2 separate regions of the Homo sapiens genome follow, and region 2 is linked to region 1. A link is an interaction called in ENCODE POLR2A ChIA-PET data of the cell type or tissue named here. Cell type or tissue: GM12878. All regions are shown on one strand. Each heading gives the region's core, and the rest is flanking DNA. Links, peaks and the distances in the headings are about the cores only.

What was found. ChIA-PET counts read pairs that join two places held together with the same protein. Peaks named below come from ENCODE experiments on the same cell type or tissue, not always from the same donor. Only the 100,000 strongest peaks of a DNase experiment are listed, where the experiment ranks them.
Region 2: POLR2A ChIA-PET joins it to region 1 with 6 read pairs; 3 of 35 experiments call an interaction of 5 or more read pairs at or near these places.

The regions. Positions count from the first base shown.
Region 1 is chr13:77,304,348-77,311,719 of GRCh38, reverse strand. All of the region lies in intron 1 of MYCBP2 (MYC binding protein 2), which reads left to right. Among named protein-coding and RNA genes, the nearest start is that of MYCBP2, 19 kb to the left of the region's middle. In GM12878, for the core only: no CTCF peak of the experiment used is centred there; no DNase peak of the experiment used is centred there; H3K27ac peaks cover 202 bases.
Region 2 is chr13:77,447,087-77,454,560 of GRCh38, reverse strand. It overlaps LOC124903186 (a long non-coding RNA gene), which reads right to left. Exons shown (of 4, transcript XR_007063828.1): 2 at 1,995-2,146. Among named protein-coding and RNA genes, the nearest start is that of SCEL, 85 kb to the left of the region's middle. RefSeq lists an enhancer at 5,505-5,884. In GM12878, for the core only: no CTCF peak of the experiment used is centred there; no DNase peak of the experiment used is centred there.

The DNA.
Region 1 (7,372 bases), core at 1-5,000:
AGGTTATTTTTATTGATACACGTTCAGGTTCACAGACTCTTTTCTCCCATCTCCATTTTCTTATTGAGTCCAACCAGTGAACTTTTTATGTATTGTTTATTTCACTTTTAACATTTACATTTGGTTCTTTAAAAAAAAAACAAAAAAAAAAAAACAAAAAAAAACTTCTCTTTCCCTGCCGAGAACCTCTTTCCATTCCATTCAGTTGTCCTTGTCTTTCCTCAATGTAGCATATTTATAGTGGTTGCCTTCCAGTCATTGTTGGATAATTACAACATGTGCATCGTCTTAGGGTTGGCATCTTTTGATTGTCTCTTCCCTTGAAGTTGTTCACATTTTTCTTGTGTTTTGCATTGTGAGAATTTGGGATTGTATCTTGGACATGGTTAATGTTATGTTTTGTAAACTCTAGGGTTTATTATAATTCTCTGGAGGATGTTGTGTTTTTTGTTGTTTAGGGGATCCCTTTCTGTGTCTTACTCTTTTTCAGGACTTCTTACCCATTTTCCATCATATCAGTTTCTTTTCTCAGTTCCTCTGGCCAGAAAGAGTTTTAACTTGGAATTTTAACTTTTGGGTTGTAGCCCTGTAATGCAGTGATCTCTTCCTGGCCTTCAGGCAAAGCTGTTAGTGAAAGGAGAAAAACAACCAAACTGGGAAATTTACTCTTCTGTGAATCACTTTTCCAAGTTTTGACTCCCCTCCAGAATTTGCTTTTATTTGTTTTTCAGAGTCCTGAAGTACTTTTTTTGTCTTTTTAAAAATTTTGCCCAAAGTAGTTGTAAACAGTGGGGAAAATAGGCTGTTTTGGGGTTTATGCCAATGTACTGGAACCAGAACTCTCTTATCTGGCTTTAAAAAAAGATTTTCCCTTTTATTGATTTTTAGCAGCTTGACTGTATTGTACCTAAATATGGTGTGTGTGTGTGTGTGCATGCGCACGCACACACGTCTGTGTCTCTGTGTGTGTGTATCCTGCTTGGTATCCTTTCAGTTTGTTAGATCTGTGTGATGTCAATTTTTATTTAACTTGCAAATTTTGGCCTTTATTTCCTCAAATATTATTTCAGACTCAATTTCTTATTTCCTTCTGGGAATCCAATTATATATATATGATACTGTTTGATATCATATGTGTCTATAATCATATATATGACATATTTATATGACCAGATAGTAAATAACTTAGACTTTATGGGCCATAGAGTCTCTGTTGCAACCATGCAGCTCTGTTCTTTAGTTTGAAAGCAACCACAGACAATATATATAAATGGATAAGCATGGCTGTGTTCCAATATAACTTTATTTACAAAGATAGACAGGAAGCTGTTTTTGGCATGTAGACTATAGTTTGCTGACCCCTGAGTAGGTGGTAATCGTTGCTGGAGCTACATTGTGAATTCAGGGAATCAAAGAAGTGCAAAACAGAAATGTTGGAAATAACTACAATGTAGGTAGCGGGGTGCATAAAAATGAGGAGGTAGGAGATATGGCTAGAAAGATATGTTAGGACTAGGTTATTATGTTCCCTGTATTGCTTTATTTGAAAATAGTATGGAACAATCATAGGGTATTTTTTGTTTGTTTTCTTTTTTTTGTCTGTTTTTCTGAGACGGAGTCTCACTCCGTTGCCAGGCTGGAGTGCAGTGGGGCGATCTTGGCTTACTGCAACCTCCGCCTCCTGAGTTCAAGAGATTCTTCTGCCTCAGCCTTCTACATAGCAGGGACTACAGGCACCCACCACCACGCCCAGCTAATTTTTGTATTTTTAGTAGAGATGGGATTTCACCATCTTGGCCAGGATGGTCTTCATCTCTTGACCTCGTGATTTGCCCGCCTCGACCTCCCAAAGTACTGAGATTACAGGCGTGAGCCACTGCGCCCAGCCAATCATAGGTTTTTAAGCAATGTAATGGTAGAGTTAAACTTTCAATTTATAAAGATAATCTCTAGTAGTGTTATAGAGGATGAATGAAAAGGAGCAGATCTGCAAAGCAGGGCTACCTTTAAAGAGACAGTTGCAGTAACTCTGACAAGTGAAAATACTGAGAAAAGATAATGGGAATAGATGGAATAAAGTGGATTTAATGATATATTTAGCAGGTGACTAGATCTCAAGTGCAAATATAATAATGATTTTCATCTAGATAGAAAGGGAGGAAGAGCTAGTTTCTCAAGAGTCCATTCTTGGGATTCTTCTCTCTGAATTTTCTTCTTTGGTTGTCTCAGGCTTATGATTTCAGATATGCATTTGACTTCCTGGTCTGTGGTTTTTAGGTAAAACCTCTTTTCTTAAGTTCTAGCCTGTATTTTGAAAAGTCTACTGCTAGGATTCTCTCAGTCCTGTTCAGATACATTATGTTCAGTATATTCAAAGTCTCCTCGTGAACATACTGTCACTCACAAACTGCCTCTTTTCCCTTAGGCCAGTGAAACCGAAGTCTGAGATAGGTTCTTGAGGTTGGCAATAAGAAATTATAATGAGCCAACACCCACTCACTTCACCTCCTTTTTTCAGGAGGCAGGGAAAAGTGGGAAAGTGAGGCTGGACATGGGAGTATTTAGAAATAGTGTTTAATAATGTTTAAAGGGCAAGAAGGAAGGCAGTAGCTTAAGGAAGGAGACAAATAATTAATCTTTTGGATTAGATAACCTGTAGGAGATGTTCTTAGTGTCCTAGCCATATCCCTTTGGCATCCATTTGCATACTGTCTTCTGCAAACATCTATGACTATCTGCCTGAAAAGAAACACACTTGGCCTGTGTGCAGGGCAACTCACATGCGCCAGAGAGTTAATGCCTTCAGAAAAACTTTCCACCAGTGATGGATGGGGAGTTGGTAGATAAATACCTTTGTCTCACCTGCATTTAGGATAACTGAGCCATGTTTTCTGCTGTCTACCAGAGTTCTCCACTGGTTCAGGCCCTAGTTCCCCATCAGGGTAACTGGCTTCATAATATGTCCTTTCTTGACTTCCTTCTTTTCCCTGTTTTACTTTTGTTTTCCCTACTGGTGTTTTTCCTGGGATCACCTCTCAAAATAACTACTGCACTTGAATTCTTGAATTGACGTCTGCTTCTGGGGAAACCCAAACCAAGGTAGACATTTGAATTTGGCATGGGAATAATAATAAAAATGTGTTTAGCACTTACTAAATACCAGGCATAATTCTAAGTGTGACATCATCCAGTGGGAGAGGTACTGTTTTCACCCTATTGTATGGATGAGAGAACTGAGGCACAGAGAGATTAAAGTAATACCAAGATCACAGTGCTGGTAAATGACAGAGCTTGTATTTGAACCCAAGTCATTTGTTTCTAAATTCTGTACTCTTAACCTATCTTGACATAGCAGGCTGAAGGAAAAGGGCAAGGATAGTAAAAAAGAGAGAGAGAATGGGAATAATTAATAGAGTAAGGCCCTGGGTTAGAGATCATTTCAAGGTGGGTGGAAGAAAAGCAAAGGGAGTACATTTGTAATGGTGTCTCTATTTTATTGGTTAAATAGATGGTTAGATTCTCTGCTCTGAGTTGATGGGTAGGGGAGGGATTTTGAAGTAGCTGGAAAGGTTCTAGATTTTTATGGTAGATGTACCTTGATAGAGAACTTAACTGGCTCTAGACCAGCAGTCTAATGATGTTCAGTAACTCCAATAGCTATTATTGTTTAGGGTTGTTATAGCTTATTGAACAAGGTTTGTAACTAACCAGTATAGAAGTGAATATAGAACATGAGCAGATAGCTCACATTAGAAGTGATATATGTAGTAAAGACTTAAGGGACAGGAAGAGGAAGAAAAAGGAGCCAGTAAAGAAGACTGAGAAGGAACCACCATCAGAGGTAGAAGGAACACTAAAGTAGAGGTTCTAGAAGCTGGCGGGACAGGGGGCAGGGATGTAAAGAAGTAGGCACTGTTTGGTAGTTATCGTATGTAGGAGAATGTGAAGGATAAAGACTGAAGATGGGCAGTTGAATTGGCTACTAGAAAGTTTGTGGTATTGAGAAGTCTCATAGACTTGCATGAGTTTGATAGTAAGGTGTTAAAAAACTTCAATACAATGAAGTTTTTTTTTTTTTTTTTTTTTTTTTTTTTGAGACAGGGTCTCACTTTGTCATCCAGGCTGGGGTGCAGTGGCATGACCATAGCTCAGTGCAGCCTCTAACTCCTGGACCAAAGCGATCTTCCCACCTCAGCCATCTGAGTAGCTGGGACTACAGGCACATGCCACCGTGCCTGGCTAATTTTTTTTTTTTTAATAGAGACGGGGTCTTGCTATGTTGCCCAGGCCAGGACCATTTTTTTCTTCAAGAAATTTAGTGATGAAGAGGGATAGAGGATTACTTAAACTTTTTTCCCCTTTTGAATTGGAGAATGACAGTAGGCCTCTAAGGTTAGAAACCACAGAAAAAAAGCATAAAGGGTAAACAAAGAGAGGGATGTATGGTTGAGCAAAATCTCAAGGATGGTGAATGAAATGGGATCTGGTGTATGAGAGGAAGTGCATACTTGGATAGAGTAAGAGCTGTCTCTTTTGGGATGGGGGAAGGAGGAAGTTTCAGATTTGAAAAGGTCTCAGGGACATATTTTTAGCCTTTTTATGTTTCTGTGAAGAATTCCAGATTCTTTTTCTGATCTGTTTTCTAGATCTTAAATTTTCTATTCAGCTGTGTCCTGTACACTTAAATCCACCTATGGAGTCTGTAGTGTCAGTTATTTTTCATGTCTAGTTTGATTTTTTTTCAAATGTGCTTGGTTGTTCCCCATTCCCTGCAGATATTTTAATGATAGTCTTTTATTTCTTTAAATTTGATACACATGTTCTTGTTGCAATCTTTCCGAAAATCCCACCATCTGAAGTCTATATAGGTGTCTTTCTGTTGCCTAGTTCTGCTGTTCTCACTCAGAGTGCCTTGTATCTCTGTGTTCTTAGTTATTTGCTTGCTCTCATTCCTCTTGTTGTTCTCTGAGGCCTGGGATGAATAGATTGTATTCATGATATCATTAGAAAGTGTTACAGTTTTACAATTGCTTCAAGGCTTGAGTTTCCCTGGCCTACCTAGCCTATGTTTACTTAAGAGTACAAATATGCATGAGGCAGGGTCTATAGCCAAAGCTTTTCAGAGAGTTCTCTTCCCCTCACTTATGCTCCCTTCCATATTCCCCTACCCTCTTTTCTTTTTCCTTCTGCTGCTCTGCCCATTGCCAAGGTAGCTTTATTTATAGTCCTCCCCCCATGTGAAGACTTCCAAATAAGATCAAGAGACTGAAGCTATATATAAGAAATCTGTTTTCATCTCTCCCCTAAATCAAGTTGAACTGTTAAAATCTCTTTCTTATTACTAATTAGCCGGCTAGGTTAAGTAAATAAAAGTTTTCTACTTAGTAATGAGATAACTATTCCTCCCTAATTTATTCATTGATGCTTGAACATGATAGGAGTATCATTACATTAATTACACAGAATGAATCTGGCTTCTATGGAAAAGCTTCAGTTTACATAAGGTGCTTCATAGATTGATTTTTAAAAGTTGGTCTTGTATCCAGTGACCTTGATAATTCCCTTGTTAATTCTTTATTTGTGGATTATTTTGTATTTTCTATAAATATAATTATCTACAAATAAAAAATGCTTTACTTTTAATTTTTAACCATTATGACTTTTATTTCATTTGCATCACTTACTGACCTTCAATATTGTGTTAACAGAAGTGGTGATAGTACAAATCCTTGCATTTTCCTCCTATGCCTAAGTGGAAATACTTAATTTTTCAACATTCAGTATAGTTGAATACACTGTTAAAAGTAGGTTTTTTATAGATAATCTGTATTAGATTAAGTAAAATCTGTTCCTGGTTCACCAAGGAGTTTCATCACTAGTGGTTGTTGAGTTTTAAAAATACTTTTTCTGTTTCTATTGAAGTGATCATATGTTTTGTTTCTTTTGTTCTGTTATTATATTGAATTATGTTGATTATGTATTTATTCTTTCCACATGTTGTTAGACAAAATTATTTGTAGGTAAATGGCTCTCTCTTTTTTTAAAAATAAAAGGGGTAATACACATACCATAAATTCACCCTTTTATACAACTTATTGGTTTCCAGTATATTCACAAAGTCATACAACTAAACATTTTTGTCTCTCCATAAATCCCAAAGCTATTAGCAGTCAGTTTCTATTCTCCTTTCTATCAGTTTTTGGCAACTACTACTTCCTGTTTTTATGAATTTGCCTACCTAGACATTACATATAAATGGAATTATACAATTTATGACCTTTTGTTGCCATTGTTTCTTTCACTTAGCATAATGTTTTCAAGGTTCATCCATGTTGTAGCATGAGTCAGTACTTCATTCTTTTTTTATGGGTAAACAACATTCTCTTATATGGAAGTGCTACACTTTATACATTCATTAGTTGGTGAGCATTTGGGTTGTTGCTATTTTTTGGCTGTGCAGTATTTTTGCTTCTATGTTCATAGGAGATATTGGTCTGAAATTTTTGTATTTTGAAATGTTCTCTTCAAATTTTGATATCAGAGTTATGCTTGTCTTATGAGTTGGGAAATGTTTCTTCTTTTTATATTGTCTAAAAGAGTCTAACATTGATAATGTTTGAAAGAACTACCAGTGAATTTTTAAAGTATTTGGAAGAATTCACCAACAAAGCCATCCGAGTCTAGAGTTTTCTTTGTGGATAGATTTTGATTAGGGATCCAGTTTTTTTTCAATATATAGAAGACTATTCAGATATTACATTTTTTTTCCCTTGTTTAATGTTGAGAAGTTACATTTTTTCAAGGAATTTATCCATTTTATTTGTCAAATTTATGGGCAGCATCTGTAGTGATGTCTCCTTTCTTATTTCTCATATTGGTAATTTGTGCTTTTACTTTTTTCCTGACCATTTTTGCTCTAGGTTTATTATATTTATTTCATTTTATTTTAAAATATTTGCTATATATTTAATTCACAAATAATTGTACTTATACATGGGGTATAATATGATATTTTGATACATGTTTACAATGTGTAATGATCAAATCAGGATAATTAGCATATTTATCACCTCCGACATTTATCATTTTATCATTTCTTTGTCATGAGACCATTCAAAATCCTCTCTTCTAGCTGTTTGAAGTTGTATAATACATTGTTGTTTATGATAGTCACCCTGTGGTGCTATATAACACTCAAACTTACTCCTACTTTCTAGCTCTGATTTTGCATCCATTAGCCAACCCCTGGCTACTCTTCAACAACTCTTCTACTTTCTACTTTTATGAGATCAACTTTTTTAGCTTCCACATATGAGTAAAAACATGCCATATTCATCTTTCTTTGCCTGGCTTCTTTAACTTAAGATAATGT
Region 2 (7,474 bases), core at 1,680-6,679, 140 kb before region 1:
GGTAGCCTAGGGACCCCATTTACAGCTGGTAACTGAAATGAGGGCAGTCTTGTGGAACTGAGCCCTTTAACTTATGGGATCTGATGTTAATTCCGGATAGTGTCAGAATTGAATTATGTCTGATTGGCATGGGAGACTTAGAGAATTGGTTGGTGTAGGAAAACATCATACAACAGGTCTACTATTTTGATTATTTTCTGTTTTGTGTCCCTCTTGAATAATTGCTATTGATCTATCTCCAGGTTGTCTGACACTTTCTTTTTATGTAAGCTCTAACTCCACTGTATACTCCATTTCTCTACTCCATTATTTGGAATCATATTACTCACTGTTCAGTACTCAGTTTAGTGATTTTTGCTCTTCAAAGAACTTCCTGAATTCCCATAAATGGATCTAACCATTTCCTTCTTTGCTTCCCTGCTAGATCCTCTACAGTGATTTTTCCCGGTACCTCTAGCTTTATTGTTAGGGGTCTTCCTCCTAATTGTTTATGTCATGTTCATCTTTGATCTGTCCTCCTAAGGCTGTGATCGACTCTTCTAATATTATGATTGATTTCTTTTCTTAGAATCTTTTTTTTAAATCTCATTAGATCCACTAGAAGAAGACCATTTCCTAGAATAGAACTTTCTCCCTGCATGGACTGGACTGATGTTAATAATTCTATTCTCCAAATTCACCTAACTGAAAAGTTATGAAAGTAGCCCCCTCTCAGGAAAAAAACCCAACAACAGCATATCCTTTGTTAAGACAGTGCCTTGTTGCTATTAGATTGAATTCAAAACCACATCAATGGAAATAATAATTTAATCAACAAAAGGGATCCTGAATTCCAGCAAAGAAGAGTTTGTAGAATTCCCTCAGAATTTGTGAAATAGGCAACAAAATATTTGGTATTCACTAGAAAGACAAAAGAACCTGTTGATGTTTACTAAACTTATTCCTAGGACAAATTTCCTAGCCCATCTGAGCATAGCAGGGTGTAGTAGAAAAAAAAAAGGCTCCAGAGTAAAGCAAATCTGGTTTTGAATCCCAGGTCTGATCCCTAGTGGTGTGACCTCCAAGATGTTCCTTACTCTCTTGTCTCTGCTTTCTCTATAAAATGTGAATAATGGTACTTAATATGTGCCATTGTTATAAGTATTTTAAAGTGTATATTTAAAGCACCCAGCAAGTTGTCTGCATTGAATGAATAGAAACAATGAATATTTTTATTTCTGTAATCATCATCATTATTATTTATAGTACACATCTAGCTAAGTGATAAGTTCCTTGGAAACAAGTTAGGGTATGTTAAGGCTGATTTTGGAGATGTCCCTGGCAATATATTGCATTGTGCCCAAATTCAAGTCTCCAAAGTTTTATTCATTACAGCTATTCCTGGGGAATAAGTAAACCTGTGAGAAGGGAATTTCAGACCAAAAAAAAAAAAAAAAAAAAACAGATTCTGTAGGACTACCTCTTAACAACAGAAATTTGCTGGGCACTGGTGCTAATTGTTTTTTATGCATTATCTAACTTAATCTTTATAACTTTATAATCTTTAAGATAGGGGATATTGCAAATGAAGAAAACAAAGCCTTTCGGAGGTTAAACAACTTGCCCAAACTCTTACAGTAAAATGCAAAGCTTGGATTCAAAGTCTCATCTCTGAAACCCTCGCCCATTAATTTCCACTCAGTCCTGTTGTCCAGATGATCCAAACCCCCTGTGTTTCAGTCATCCTGGCAGCTCACCTGGCCAATTCAATGTTTGCACCTGCTTAACCACGAAGCCAACATGACCCAGAAAATAAAGTGCCATGACATTAGGAAATCATATCTTTTAAAGGTGCTACAAATGAAAATGTCTAATAAGGCAGGGAGCAACCAATATTGGTGGGCATTTGCAGTTCTGAGTTAGGACTCACTTTTCTTCCTAACACTTTGCTGTTTTTCACTAACACTCACAAGGGTTGGCCTCTTGGAGTTTCCCATGCTCCCACCCATGTTTACCAATGGAGAGAGCAGAGCTGGCTTCTGTCTGCAGACCTCACCCACACAACAGTCAGTCATCCTCAGAGCCAGCAAAGGGACAGGTTCTCTACTTTGTCATCAGAATTCTTTCCATTTTGTTGCTCCAGGTTAATGAGTGAGAAACTTCAGGCCTAGAGGGAACAACAACAGATATTGAGATTCATTGCAGAGATCATATTTTTAAATGCATTTGAGGACAAGAAGCCAATGTTCTAATGTGAGGATTTGTGAACTAAATTGAAACATTCTCTTTCACTAAAAATGACTAAAATTTTTTTGAAAGTGGTTTTGTGGTCCTTATTAAAAATAAATAAAAATATCACTCTATCACTCCTAAAAGGCATGCTGTAGCAGAGCTATGATCGAGGCAAGAGGTTTCTAATTAGGCTTTTGTTTTAAGAAAGGTACGCTGATTTAACTCCTAAATTTTTGGAGTGTGTGTGTGTCTAAGTGACATGTAATGGAGTTTTAAGATTTAAGTTTAATAAACTCTTCCTGGGAAATTATTATGATGATAATCATTTGCAATTAGTCAAAGCTATTCAGAGAGTCACTAAGTCCAACAGAATTCCTTCATCTCTTGATATGAATCAGGTTGCCCCTAAATTCCCACTTAGCACAGAAAAGCAACATATGTATGTATGCCTATGTGTGTGTTTGTATGTATATGTGTATATGTTTTGTTTGTATGTGTGTGTATATGTGTTTGTGTGTGTTCACATGTATACATTCCTGCAAGTATCTGAAAGAGAAAGGCAATTCACATTTTTTAGACTTTGGGTTTAGCTAATTTTTTTTCTTTTTTTTTTTAAGAAGGAGTCTTGCTCTTGTCAACCAGGATGGAGTGCAATGGTACGATTTCCACTCACTGCAACCTCCGCCTCCTGGTTTTTCTAGTGACACACCTTACACAAACTGAGAAGTATGAGACAAGAAAGCAGTAGACAAATTTATAGAATGTTCCAAAAACTAAAATGTACAGGTTCAGGGCTCAATTTTTTTTTTTTGGTTTCCAAAATTTAAAAAGATCCTATAAAATTTATTTATAGCTTACCATATAAAGAAGAAAGGAACTAATCTATCTAACATACTCTCCTTGAAAAATAAAGACTGACATGGATGTTGAATATGGTATAAATCAATAGAATGCAAACATTTTATTTTTATATCTTTTTAAGCTGGGCAGAACTGGTACTGTCTTGATTAAGAAAGACAAGAGGACATTTGCCGTCACCCTACAAAAAAAAAAAAATCAAAGAGAAGATGAGGTAAACCAGATTACCATATACAGTTGTATATTTGCACACTGCTTAAACATGCCTGACCAAAAGATCAAATGAGGTTGGAAATGTAAGTTCTAGTTGCCTAGCTGGACTCTATGGGTCTCTAATGTGGATAAGCCAAATCAGAGAGAGTATACCTGACCAGTGTATGTCTTCTCCTAATTTATCCACCCAGGGAGAGCACTTTTTCTAAGGCCCTGTAGAGGCTGGCTGTGGCCTGATGAAAAGATCACATTCTTCATGACATGCATTTTCTTGTTTAAATGTAAAATTTCTTAGGCTTAATTTCTTTCTTTTTTTTTTTTTTTTTTTGAGACAGAGTCTCGCTCTGTCGCCCAGGCTGGAGTGCAGTGGCGCGATCTCGGCTCACTGCAAGCTCCGCCTCCCGGGTTCACGCCATTCTCCTGCCTCAGCCACCGGAGTAGCTGGGACTACAGGCGCCCGCCACCACGCCCAGCTAATTTTTTTTGTATTTTTAGTAAAGACGGGGTTTCACCGTGTTAGCCAGGATGGTCTCGATTTCCTGACCTCGTGATCCACCCGCCTCGGCCTCCCAGTCTTAGGCTTAATGTCTTACATGATTCATTCATTCAGCAATTATTTATTGAGTCCTTTGGCTATGCCAAACACTGATGCAATCAGAAACAAAACATAGTGCCTGACCACAGAGATTTTAGTCTAAGGACCAGGGAGCTTGTCACCAGATGCAATTATCTTTCACTCTTCATGGGGCTCTGTTCCTAAAATTATTGGGACTATCAAAATTACTGGGACTATCAAAACTAAAGCTGGCAAAATTAAGATCTGGTAGAAAATAAGAGGTTTGGAGAGATCTCATTTCCACAACAGAGCAGATTCTCCCATGTTAAAAACCTGCTCCAACAGTGAACGTTTCTCTTGATGAATTTTATTTAATTATTTAGAAAACGTTGTCGCATCGCTGGCATCTGGGAAATTATAGAATTTCCTACCAATTCCATAATTTGTGGACTCTAGAATTAGTTTCCCTAAGTCTAACACAAACTCTACCTTTTATTAATATATGACCTAAGGCAGGTTCTGTGCCTCAGTTTCTCATCTGTTAGATATGGATTATAATAATGTAATGCTTTTACCATATGAAATTCTTATGATTAAATGAAATAAATCACAAAAAGTGACATACATGAATACACATTCTCTATTTTCTTCATTTTTTTTAAGTTGCAAATCTCATGTTGCTGGTAAGTTTGAATGTAATGGCTTTGGGTTGTTTGGGGTTTGTCATTGTTTTGTTTTTGCACTTAGACTGTCCCTTGGTTTATTTTCACATTGTCAAAGTTCTCAAAAAATTTGTCTTTGCTTCTTGAGTTTCTCACAGCCTCTCAGGTATCCTTAAGTTGAGGGCTGATTTTCTGAATCTGAAAAGTACAGAGTAATATTTTACAAATATTGGTTCTGAAGTCAGACAGTCCTGAGCTTAAACTTGCCTCTGCTGCTCCTCAATTCTAATGCCTCTGACATCAGAGTCAGTCTTACAATGTGCACATATAAGGTCATGTTTCCTTCTCTCCCTGTAAAGCTGTTGTTAAACCTATAATGTTTTGGTTGTTGCTTTGAATTTTTGGTGGGTTTTTGCCTTGTTTTGTTTTATTCTGACGATCTTCATATCTAGGAAACAAATTATTTCTGTTTAAATAAACAATTTAAACTCTGTAAGTCACTGTTTCTTCATTTACAAACCTATGCTACACATAAACTTATTTCTTAAAGTTGATATAAAGAATAAGTGAAATAATGCATATACAATGCTTGGCATAGTGCCAGGCGTGTAGTAAATGATTTATACATGTTAGTCATTAATAATTTGTATCTGCATTTTGCATTTAGATATTGAAATATGGTTAGATCCCCTTTCTCTACAGTAAACCATAAACTGGGCCCCATAAGGGTCTCTGGTTGGAGGAGTCATTATCATTACTCTTTTTAAAGGGAAATGCATTAGAATATTACAGATCTTAAATGTTGGGTGTTATAAGTGGGGGATGGCTATAGTATGGTGTCTATTTTGACAGGCTGAGTGTAGAGACCAAAGAAAATTCACAGATTAGCCCTCTGGAAATTATCTGTGGAAAGCATCCTTGGGGATGTCCCTTAGTCTATTTGTGTTGCTATAAAGGAATACAGAAGGCTGGTAATTTGTAAAGAAAATAGGTTTAGATGGCTCCCCATTCTGCTGGCTAGAAGAGTGGGCATCTGGTGAAAGCCTCAGGCTGTGTCCTCTCGTGGCAGGAGGTGAAGGGGAGCTGGTGTGTGCAGAGATCACATGGTGAAAGAGGAAGCAAGAGAGCGAGTGGGGAAGGGCCAGGCTCTTAACGATCAGCTCCCACTGGAACTAACAGAACAAGAACTCACTCATTATCATAAGAACGTCACCAAGTCAAGAGGGATCCATCCCCATGACCAAAACACATTAGGCCCCACCTCCAACATCAGGGATCAAATTTCAACATGAGGTTTGGTGGTACAAACATCCAAACTCTAGCAGGAAGTGACCACTAGACTGAAACCTGGAGGACAGGCAGGAGCTAGCCAGGTAAGCAAAGAGGAAGGAAATCTACAAGCAAGGGAACAAGATGCACCAAGTCCCCAAGGTGAGAAAGAGCTTGGTGTGTTAGAGAGACCAATCAGTGTGATTAAATTATGATTTGCCATATTTAGAGAGTATTGCATATTTGACCATAAGTAATGAAAGAACATCTTTCAAGCTTAGGGGAATTGTTCCTAAAACACAGGCTTTAGATTCTTAAATAACTCAGAAATCAATTTAAACCCTTTCTTTTTTGAGATAAGAAAACCAAAGCCCAGAAATGAATGAAAGGGAAGAGAGGAGATAGAGAGATGGTAGCTAACATAATGGGCATCTATTATGGTCAGGCAAGTGACATCATACACTGTTGAGGCTCAGAAAATGATATCCCAAAGTGAAGGCCTCAGAAGCAGCTCACTCTGATTTTCTCCTACTGTTCTGTTTCTGGCCCCTCATTCTTCCCTGAGGCAAGCCATAGAAGCTAGAATCCCTCTTCCCCAAGACAGATCATAGAAATCAGAACCTGTTTCCCCCAAACAGTCATGAAACCTAAAAATCTAACTCTACCTTTCCCTTTACCTTTCTGTGTAAAAATTGGTTATAAAAGAATTATCTGACCTACCTGGTTTGATTGTAGGTCATAAAACTTCCACTCCAGAGAGTGTCCTGCCTCATATCCGGAGGGAAGGAATGCTGCACAGGGATGCCAAGAAGAATCTGAACAGACAGGTCTTCCTGAGTTTCCCCACTCAGTCCATTAACAGGGGAACATATCCTTTTTGTCCAATCCTATTTCTATTTGGCTATCCATAATATGTTGAACCTAAGCAGAAAAATGGACAGTTTCCCCTGTATCTCTGGGTCTTCATTCTGAAGGCTCCTGTATCATATCCAAACTCTGATCAAATAAATTTGTATGCTTTTTCTCCTATTAATCTATCTTTTGTCAGTGATTTGCAATGAACCTTCAGAGGGTAAAAGGGAAGTTTTCCCTTTGCCCCTACAACATACCTAATAGAAGAGGAGATTGAAATAGACATGTTCAATAACTCACTCAAAGCCATAGCTTTAGTAAGGGTAGAGCGAGAATTCAAATCCAGATTTGCAGTTCTCAGAGTCTAAGATTGTTTTTGTTAGACCCCTGTGGAACTTGCCTGAGTTCATCCACATGTGAACTTATCTCCACAATGGTGTTGAAATTGTTCGTATGTTCATTTCTGTACTCGTCTGTGAGCTTCTTGGCAGTCTTTTTCTATTTGCAAGCACAGCTCCTGGAAGATGGATAAATTCAACGAGATAGTGGATGGATGGATGGAAGGATGGATGGATGAACAGACGGACAGACGGACGGGTGGACGGACGGACGGATGGATGGATGGATGGATGGATGGATGGATAGATGAATGGATGGATGGATATTTGAGACAATAGTTGAATGGATTTTTCTGAAGTTCTATTCAATTACCTTTCAAAGGTATTGTGATACTCTTAAGTGTATTTTTAAATCAGTTAGTCACCTGCATTTCAAAAATTAATGAGAAATCTTCCATAATTTTAAAAACAAAAAATATAAAACTGAATGGTTCTAAATCCAGGAGTAGAAGTCC